Regions from separate parts of the Homo sapiens genome. Here region 2 is linked to region 1. Evidence: chromatin contacts called from ENCODE Hi-C or POLR2A ChIA-PET data. All regions are on one chromosome and are shown on one strand. The core of a region is the stretch at or near the end of the contact, and the rest is flanking DNA. Distances in the headings are between cores, read along the strand shown.

Region 1 (5,065 bases), core at 1,606-4,105:
GAAGCTACTCAAGGCAAAACAACAAGACAGAGGAGCTGTGTCTTTGACCCTGTGGATGGCCATACCAGCCCTCTCAAACTTGTCAGTATGAGGAAAACAGAAATGTCCATTTTCTTAAGCCACTGTTACTTTGGATTTTTCTGTTACTTATAGCCGAATTTAATCCCAACAAATTCACACTCTATGATATATTGTCATTTATTTTAATAAAACTGTACATGTTCCTAAGCTTTGAGTAAAATCAACATTCCAAGAAGATGTGCTGTATTTATTCTATAGCTTCAATAACTCCCACTAGGTCCTCAGTCACCTCCACTCCTCTACAGACACACATACAGCAATTAAGTAGCATGGTCCCAACTGGATGGTGGTCAGGAGAATGGACATGGCAGGGGTCAGTGGCAAAGGTAAAGACACAAGGTTAAGGCAGGCTTGGACTCCAGGACCTCTGCTTCTTCCCTCCTGAGAGTACTTAGAGAAGGGGACCTCTCCAGGCTGAACTGACAAGCCTGAAGACTTGCAGGCATTGCAGGCGTCTCCCTACTCAGATTTCTAAAACTGTTACACAACCATAGATCCCCTGGTCTGTTGAACAGACTTCAACTTAGGCTGAATAAACTCTTCACACCATGTTTCTATATTTAGAATGAGCCTATTGTTTGAAAAACTGAAAGAATGACCAACTGAATTCTCTTCAATGACAGTTCCAATGGGCAGCTCCAACAGCGACCCTCAGAGCCGCCCGTAATAAATACACAATAGAAAACAGTGTGCTTGAATGCAAATGCAACCTCAAGGCATTCTCTCCAGTCACCTCAGCACTCCTCCTATGTAGAAATTCTCAAGTCCCTGCTGCCAAGGTTGTCAGCTGCCTTTCCAGACATTGATAGGCACCTTGCCTCTTAGGGTTAAATGTCTGTAGATGTGCTGAACCTGGAATGTTACTAGAAACACAGGGAAGACTTGGTCAGAGCAATGTCAATAGCCAAGAAATACTGAACTTGTATCTCATTTTGTGACCCATAATCTCTGCCTTACCTTGCAGAGTGGTAAAGCTGGTCTTAACCTAGTTCACAGGAACCTCACACAGGTGACTGAAAAAATTCCAAGACATGATGAACATTCTACCAAGTGCTCTTCTTACAGTAATATCAGCTGCCCATTCAGACCATGCCCTTCACAGCTTTCCTTTGGGAGTACACTGGGGTTGGATCTAAAAGAATCTGCCCCCATAGGCCCTATGTGGGCACTGACTTTAACCAGACTTGTTTGATTGCTTTGGTAGGAGGTAAAGCCTCAGCCCTCTCTTCCAGAGCTGTTTTTAGATTGAACAGTGAAAGATCATTAAGATCCATAAATGGCATTCAGGTTTTAGTGGATGACTTTGGGAAGTCTCACTAAAGTATATATAGGAAGATTCTGGTGTGAGTATTGGGAACAAGTGGCCATTTCTTCCATACAGGTAATGTTGAAGAGGGGACTGTGTCCTTTCTGCATAAAGAAGCAGTCCCCCTGATCTATTCAGGATGGAAGGCACTTTCCAAATTGCCTCTAGAGCAGCATGATATTCTGTGTGGTCCCAGTTTTTATAAAGCAAAAAGTGGCTCAGATAAACTACATAGATGAGCAAGAAATAGGAAAAATTGGTCCTCAGTAGAAATCACAGAGGCAGACTAGTTTCACATCAAAACAGTGATCCAATCTGCTCACTACAGACAAAGGTACCAGGTGAACACAAAGAAGCTGCCCTTTGGTTAATGTTTGAGCCTTATGTCAGAAATTCTCTCACATCACAGACTCTTTGTGATTGAAAGCAAACTTTCAATCATCTTAAATGTAGGGTTTTTATGTAATGTTATAAAATAAACTCTAATGCAGGTCAATAAGTAACTCATGTAGTTTCTCAGGAAGAGGATATCATTAGTAAGACTTACATCACTAATATAACCATAACCACTCCCTCTAAGAATTAAATTTATCCTTTCAGCAAAGGCTCAATGAATTGCAAAAAAAAAAAAAAAAAGTAATCTAATGATATCTTCTCGAATGAAAGACTTGTTGAAAATTCACCTGGGTTATGCAGCTGTCACTAACAAGCTAAAACATTGCTTTCATTCTATACCGTTTGTTGTCATGGGAGCTAATAGGTTGGGGGCGGGGGTGGGTGGGACTTTTCTCCATTTATTTGCAAAGCATAAAATTGATAACAAGCTCTGTGTTGTGATTTTTAGATCAGACACGCGGGGGCAGCAGTGAGCTGATGAGCAGCACAAACAATGGTGACACCTTGGAGCCAGAAAGTTTGAATCTAGAGATTGAGATGCCGGCTAGCTCTGTTTTAAAATTATTTACACCAAAAAGATACACATTTTTAAAACCTTTAAAATTAAATACTAGAGGAATTCCTTCTAGCAGATGTTTCCTGCTCCTCATTAGTGCTTAATTTTCTAATTTCCCTGATGTTTTTGCTTTTTCTATTGACATTTTTTTTTCAATCCGTTGAGGAATTTGATCATTTTAAAGCTGAGAAACTTCCTCCTGACCAGCCGAGTTGAAACCCGGGGAGCACAGGCGGGATATTCCCACCCCACAGGCTCAGAAAACGAGCTCTGTGCGGTGCAGAGAGTAAAAGGACTGCCTTTGTGGGGAGCCCACTTTGGCCTGGAGCTGACAACATCTTGAGAGCAAATCGGTTCCAAGGGCTCCTTTTTATAAAATGGGGAAACACAGCGGCACTCCTTCTTCCTTCCCAAAGACGGATGTGTTTCATCCCTGCCTATCTGGAGCTGCTGTTCTAGTATGGCACAGGCAGATCGCCCATCTCTGAAGAGCAAGATGGGCGTGTACCCGGTTTCACTTTCACTGCAGACAGGAGAGTCTGTACACAAAGGTACCACAGCCGATCCATCTTTTTTTTTTTTTTTTTTTTTTTTTTTTTTGAGACGGATACTCGCTATGTCGCCCAGGCTGGAGTGCAGTGGCGCGGCCGATCCATCTTTAAACCCCCAGCTGAGGCGGCTTGTTTACTGAGGACAGCCTGGTCCACCTGAAGAGGCCGTTGGAGAATGACACCCCAAAGGCAGAAAGGGAGGGATTCCCCACATGGCCCCAGAACAGCCTCACAAGGGCGGCCAGGACAGCCCCTCTTGCTGCGCCTGACAAGAGCCCCTTTGTCAGGCTGTCAGGCCGGGTTTTATTTTTAGACTCAGCCAGGGCTGCCTCCTGCCCGGAGCTTTCCCCTCGCACAGCTGTTGCCTCTGCTTTCCAAAGCCCTAGCCTACCGGTGCTGTGCTTCCCTTGGCCTTGGTGTGGCTTGACAAGTTGGAAGAATGATGGTGGCTTTAAAGAGAAGGGTTGGGGAGGGGTGAGCTCCCAGGCAGGCTCCTGGGCCCTTCCTGCTCAGCCCCGGGTCAGCTTGCTTCCCCCCATCCCAGCATGCACTTCCAGCCCAGGCATTTTAAAACCAAACAATCCAGCTCCCCCAGGATGGGCAGCCTCATTGCACTGGGTGGTTGGTTACCCCTCTGTCTGGGTGTGGGACACTACCTGGCAGTGACCTGTTGAGTAGCCAGTGAGAAAGCTCAGAGCCAGGAGTCAAACTGCACAGCCACTCCTGAACCTCAGGCCCTCCCTGATCAAAAGAGTTCCTTGTATGTATTGTATTCTAGATAGCTTATTTCTTCCACTACAAAAGAAATGTGCATTTATTGTAGCATTTCCATCCAGCTCGACTCTCTAGACAAGTCTAGGCATAATTTTACATTTCCGATGCCATATTGGATTTGTAACTTTGACCCTCCATATGCGTATTTAAAATCCACACTGAGACAGGGACTATCTCTGGGGACTAGGATCAGGGAAATAAGGCTTTTTATTTATACAGTTTTGCTTTTTATTTTCCACACTTTTGTATTGTTTAATCTTTTCCCAAGAAATGAATTTATTGTATTTATTTCTTTAATTGTGCAACTTTTATTTTTTTAAAGATGGGGGTCTCACTCTGTTGCCCAGGCTGAAGTGCAGTGGTGCAGTCATAGCTCTTTGTCACTTAGAATTCCTGGGCTCAACTGATCCTTCCACCTTGGCCTCCCCAGTAGCTGGGACTACAGGTGCAAGCCACCATGCCAGGATGGAAATGAATTATTTTGTAATGTAAAAAATAAAGGAAAGAGGACAGCTCTAACTAAAGTCAGGACTATTGCTATGTTGGACATGCCTCAGCCAGGACTCAGCACAGCAAGTGGGTTTTTTCTGTTCTTAAAAATATACTTAAGTTGGGCCAGGCGCGGTGGCTCACACCTGTAATCCCAGCACTTTGGGAGGCCAAGGCAGGTGGATCATGAAGTCAGGAGATCCAGACCATCCTGAGTAACACGGTGAAACTAAAATACAAAAAATTAGCCGGGCATGGTGGCACACACCTGTAGTCCCTGCTACTGAGGAGGCTGAGACAGGAGAATTGCATGAACCCAGGAGGCAGAGGTTGCAGTGAGCTGAGCTCGTGCCACTGCACTCCAGCCTGGGCAACAAAGCGAGACTCCGTCTCCAAAATACTAAAATAAAAATAATATATATATATTTTTATTTTTTTATATGTATATATATATAAGTTCTTGCTCCCACAGCTGTGGTCCCTTTAGCTAAAAGAGTTTGAAATGGCTATAGTGTCCTTGGAGACCTATTTTTGAGGAGGAGGCTGAGAGCTTCCTTCCTCTGCCCAGCCCCCCTTCTCCCATGACTTTTTTTTCCTCTCTTTTTCAGAAATCTGATGCTGTCAGGCCCAAGCATTGGCCAGGAAAGGACTCAGTACAGACAGGACCACTCAGAGAAACAGTAAGATAAGTCCACGTATTTACAATACTCTGAAAAGCAAATTGTCCAGAGAGGGGAAGAGAACTAGCTGTTCTTTATCTTCATTAGAACTTTTGTCCTTTGATTTGTATTCTCTCTCTCCATTCAGCCTCTGCTATGGTCTGAGTGTTTGTGTCTGCCCAAAATTCATATGCTGAAAGCCTAACCCCAGAGGTGATGGTATTAGAAGGTGATTAGGTCCCTCATGAATGGG
Region 2 (5,065 bases), core at 690-3,189, 210 kb after region 1:
CTGGAGATGTATCTGTGAACAAAACAAAGATTCCTGTCCTAAGAATCTTCTTTGTGGGATTCTTGTAGGTAAATAAACAAACTAAAATTACATAAGTTAAAAGGTTAAAGTGCTTTTTAAAAAAGTAAAACGGTAAGTAGAAGCTCAGCAGATGTAGACTGCCATAGTAAGAATAAGCTTCATTGAAACATTTGAGAAGAGGCTTGAAGAGGGTGAGAGTGAGCCAAGAGAATATCTGAAGGAAGAATCTTCTAGGGAGAATAAACAGCCAGTACCTGCCGTGTTTGAGAACAGCATCCAGGAGGTGAGTGTAGCTGGAACAGAGTGAGCTAAGGGTAAAAAAAATAGCAGCTTAAGTCAGAGAAGAAATGGAGGTCTGATCATCAGTAGGGCTTCATATTGAAAGTTATACAAGAGATAACTTTCATCAAGTAATGAGACAGTAAAGATAACTTGTACCAAATATCAAGGAAAAAACTTACTGAGCTCAGCCAGTATCACCAACCTGTGGTGAACCAAATAAATACTTCTTGTTTTAAGCCACTGAGTTTCGGGGTGATTTGTTATACATATGCTATTAGTATTCTTTTTTTTTTTGAGACGGAGTCTTGCTCCGTCGCCCAGGCTGGAGTGCAGTGGCGCAATCTCGGCTCACTGCAACCTCCGCCTCCCGGGTTCACGCCATTCTCCTGTCTCAGCCTCCCAAGTAGCTGGGACTACAGGCGCCCGCCACCACGCCCAGCTAATTTTTGTATTTTTAGTAGAGATGGGGTTTCACCGTGTTAGCCAGGATGGTCTCGATCTCCTGACCTCATGATCTGCCCGCCTCGGCCTCCCAAAGTGCTGGGATTACAGGCATGAGCCACCGCACCCGGCCAACTATTAGTATTCTTGTGTGAGAATAAAATTATGCAGCCAGATTATTCTTTTAAAAAGTATAGTAAATTTAACTTTTTTCAAGTTACACAGTTCTGAGTATTAACATATGTATAGATTTCATGTAATGCCTGTGTAATGAGAATACAGAACATTTCAAACACCCTCTAAAATTCCCTTAGGTTGTCCTCTTATAGTCAACTCCTGTCCCTCACCTCCAGTTCCTAGCAATCACTGTTTTCTGTCCTAGTAGTTTTGTGTTTGGAAGAATCTCATAAAAATGGAACTGTACAATTTGTAGCCACTTGAGACTGGCTGCTTTCCCTCAGCATGATACTTCTGAGATTCATCTTTGAGATTCTTGCATGTACCAATAATTAGTTCCATTTTATTCCTGAGTAGATTTCACTGTACAGTTGCACCACAGTTTGTTTATCCATTCTGTTAAAGGACATGTGTGTCATTTCCACTTTGGGGCAAATATGAATACAGTCATTGTAAATATCCACAAATGGGATTTTGTGTGAAGATGACTTCTCATTTCTCTAGGGTAAATATTTGGGAATGGGATTGCTGTAGCATATGAAAAGCATATGTTTAACTTTATAAGAAATTGCTAAGCTGTTCTCCAGAGTGACTGTAGCATTTTGCATCCACACCAGCAGTGTATGGGCATTCCAATTGTTCTGTATCCATGTAAGCACTTGCATTGTCAGGTTTTGTTTGGTTTTTTGGCCATTTTCATAGACGTGTATTGTCATTTCATTATGGTTTTAATTTGCATTTCTCTCACGGCTAATTATGATCCTGAGCATTTTTTCACGTGCTATTTACCATCAATATGTTGTCTTCGGTGAAGTGCCTGTTAAAAATTCTTACCCCCCTTTTTTTTAACTGGGTCGTTTTGTTTTCTTCTTCTGTTTTTGTTTTGAGAGAAGGGGTTTCACTCTGTTGCACAGACCGGAGTGCCGTAGCTGTTCACAGGCATGATGATAGTGTGCTACAGACCTGAAATCTTGGGCTCAAGTAACCCTCCTACTCAGCTTCCTGAGTAGGTTGAACTACAGGTGCGTGTCACTGCAGCAGGCTCAGGGTTGTTTTCTTAATGTTGAGTTTTGAGAATTCTTTGTATATTCTAGGTCAGAGTTCTTTGGCTAATAATGTGATTTGCAAACATTTTCTCCCTGTTTACAGCTTGATTTTCTTTCTCTTAGTGTCCTTCACAAGCGTTTTTAATCTTGACAGAGTTCAATTTAATCAGTATTTTTTCTTTATGAGTTGAACTTTCAGCATCATGGTAAAAAAAAGTACTCTTTGTCTAAACTAAACTCATGAAAATTTATTCTATTTTTTTCTTGTAAAAGCGTTATAGTTTTAAATTTAGATATATGATCTATTTTTAGTTAATTTGTATGTAAGGTGGCAGGTATAGGTTGTGATTAGGTTTTTTGCATATGGATGTCCAGTTGTTGCAACATCATTTGTTGGAAAAACCTTTCCCCGCTATTGCCCTTTCACCTTTATAAAAAAATCAGTTGACCATGTCTGTGTGGGTGTTCTTCTGGATTCTCTGTTTGGTTCCATTTATCTATTTGTCTGTTCTTCTGACAATACCATACTGTCTTGATTAATGTAGCTTTATAGTAAGCCTTAAAAATCAGGTAGTGTGAGTCCTTCAACTTTATCCCTTTTTCAAAAAAATTGTTTTGGCTACTCTAGTTCTCTTTTGCCTTTCAGTATACATTTTAAAATCTGTTTAATAACTATCTGTATCTACAAAAACTCCATGGAATTTTTTTTTTTTTTTTTTTTTGAGACAGAGTTTCACTCTCGTCGCCCAGGATGGAGTGTAATGGCGCGTTCTCAGCTCACTGCAACCTCTGCTCTCGGGTTCAAGCAATTCTCCTGCCTCAGCCTCCCGAGTAGCTGGGATTACAGGCGTCCGCCACCACGCCCGGCTAATTTTTGTGTTTTTAATAGAGACGGGGTTTCACCATGTTGGTCAGGCTGGTCTCAAACTCCGGACCTCAGGTGATCCGCTCACCTTGGCCTCCCAAAGTGCTCGGATTACAGGCGTGAGCCACTGCGCTCGGCCGGAATTTTTATTGGAATGACAGTAGTCTCGCTTTATCCATGGTTTTGCTTTCCACAGTTTCAGTTACCTCTGCAACTGCAGTCTGAAAATTGATGAATATGGTACAAGATCTTTCAAGAGAGAGGGAGAGAGATTACATTCACCCAGTTTTTATTATAATAATTGTTCAATTTTATTTTTGTTAATCCCTTACTGTGCCTAATTTATAAGTTAAACTTCATCATAGATACGTATGTATAGGAAAATACACAGCATACACAGGGTTAGGTACTATCTGCAGTTTCAGGCATCTACGGGAGGTCTTGGAATGGATCCCCCATGGATAAGGGGGGGACTCCTATAAAGATAAAGATAATTTCAGGAGAATTGACATCTTAACTTTATGTCGAATCTTCCAATCCGTTAATGTGATAGGTTTTTTATTTCTTTCATCAGTGTTTTGTAGTTTTTAGCATATTGGTCCTGCACAATTCTTTGGAGCTATTATAAATTATATTATCTCAATAACTTTTGTTTCCAGTTGTTGTTTGTTAATATATAAATATTAATTTTTGTATGGTGACCTTAACCCTGCTACCTTAAGCTTACTTAATAATTCTAGGGCACAGCCAGATTACTTTTAAGAATTTATAACCGGGAATGGTTTTACAAGTTCATTTTTACATTTTTTTTAAAGCTGAAATGTCAAATCTTTAATCAGGGGAAATTTTCTTTTTCCCACTTTTCTTTTGGCAGTATACATACTTAAGTAGCTTTACTGCCACAGGTTGATTATCCCTTACCCCAAAATGCTTAGGACCAGAAGTGTTTGAGATTTTGGATTTTTTTTTTTATTTTGGAATATTTGTATGTACATAATAAGATATCTTGGGAAGAGATCCCAAATCTGAACATGAAATTCATTTATATTTCATATATACCTTCTACACATAGCCTGAAGGTAATTTTACATAATATTTTAAATAATTTTGTGCATAAAACAAAGTTTTGACTGAATTTTGACTATGACTCATCACATAAGGTCAGGTGTGGAATTTTCTGCTTGTGGCAACATGTCAGCTCTCGAAGTTTTGGATTTTGGAGCATTTCAAATTTCAGATTTTTGGATTAGGGATGCTCAACCTGTTGTTAAGTGTTTGTATGGCCTGTTGATGGAAGCATCAGCCAAAAAACCCTCTACTAATTTCAAAGTCTAGTTCCTCCCCCTTTTTATAATTCCTTAATAGTAATACCGACTAGTTTTATGAAAACCATCATAATGGGCATAATCATGAATTTAAATAGAAGAGTACAATCAGGATAGTTAATGTTGTGACTTTGCTAGCTGGCACATTTTTTGCATTGAATAATTGTTCTGTTTCTTCTCTATCATTTTCTCTTTCCCCGTAGGTATTGGGAGAGTTGCTGCTACATCTTTAGGAAATTTGACTAACCATGGTTCTGAAGATTTACCCCTTCCTCCTGGCTGGTCTGTGGACTGGACAATGAGAGGGAGAAAATATTATATAGATCATAACACAAATACAACTCACTGGAGCCATCCTCTTGAGCGAGAAGGACTTCCTCCTGGATGGGAACGAGTTGAGTCATCCGAATTTGGAACCTATTATGTAGATCACACAAATAAGAAGGCCCAATACAGGCATCCCTGTGCTCCTAGGTACAGTATCAACTTTATTTTCAACTTTTTGTTTCGGGATTGTCTAATGTTAGGTTTTGAACTGATATTTTCATCTAAGAGAATAGCATCCTAAAGCTTGAGATTTGAAAGCCTTATATTTCAAAATTTACATTTTTCTCTGGACATACATTTAGTAATAAATGACTTTAATAAGTTAAAAAAATACTTTTCTCTTTAAAAAAACCTCAAAAACAAGATCATTGTTCTTATGATCAGATTCTGCTGTAGTAATGCCAGAATGTTTTTGTTATAGGTGTCCAGAAAATTAAATAATTAAAGCTTCTGCCTTCTTACACTTAAATTTTTACAAATAATAACAGACCTACCCCCTAAGTCAGAATGTACAATTGAATTATAACATTTTGCTGTTTATTCTATTTCAGACATGATTGTATGTTCTGTTTCTTGCTATT

What was found. A loop is a pair of places that touch in the nucleus more often than their neighbours do. ChIA-PET counts read pairs that join two places held with the same protein, here RNA polymerase II (POLR2A). Pooled maps may share reads with other maps.
Region 2: a loop to region 1 is called in a pooled map, with 3 times the contacts of the local background. The contact joins two enhancer-like sites. A Hi-C loop is called at or near these places in 2 of 50 pooled maps. POLR2A ChIA-PET finds 5 or more read pairs at or near these places in 3 of 52 experiments (activated CD4-positive, alpha-beta T cell, activated T-cell and activated naive CD4-positive, alpha-beta T cell).

What each region holds. Positions count from the first base shown.
Region 1 is chr14:50,857,866-50,862,930 of GRCh38, reverse strand. No RefSeq gene overlaps it. Among named protein-coding and RNA genes, the nearest start is that of ABHD12B, 12 kb to the left of the region's middle. Within about 2 kb of position 2,855, at least 25 of the 41 ENCODE cell types and tissues checked have a DNase peak (open chromatin) inside an H3K27ac peak, as active enhancers do.
Region 2 is chr14:50,644,310-50,649,374 of GRCh38, reverse strand. SAV1 (salvador family WW domain containing protein 1) reads left to right here. Exons shown (of 5, transcript NM_021818.4): 3 at 4,361-4,631. Among named protein-coding and RNA genes, the nearest start is that of SAV1, 21 kb to the left of the region's middle. Within about 2 kb of position 1,939, at least 5 of the 41 ENCODE cell types and tissues checked have a DNase peak (open chromatin) inside an H3K27ac peak, as active enhancers do.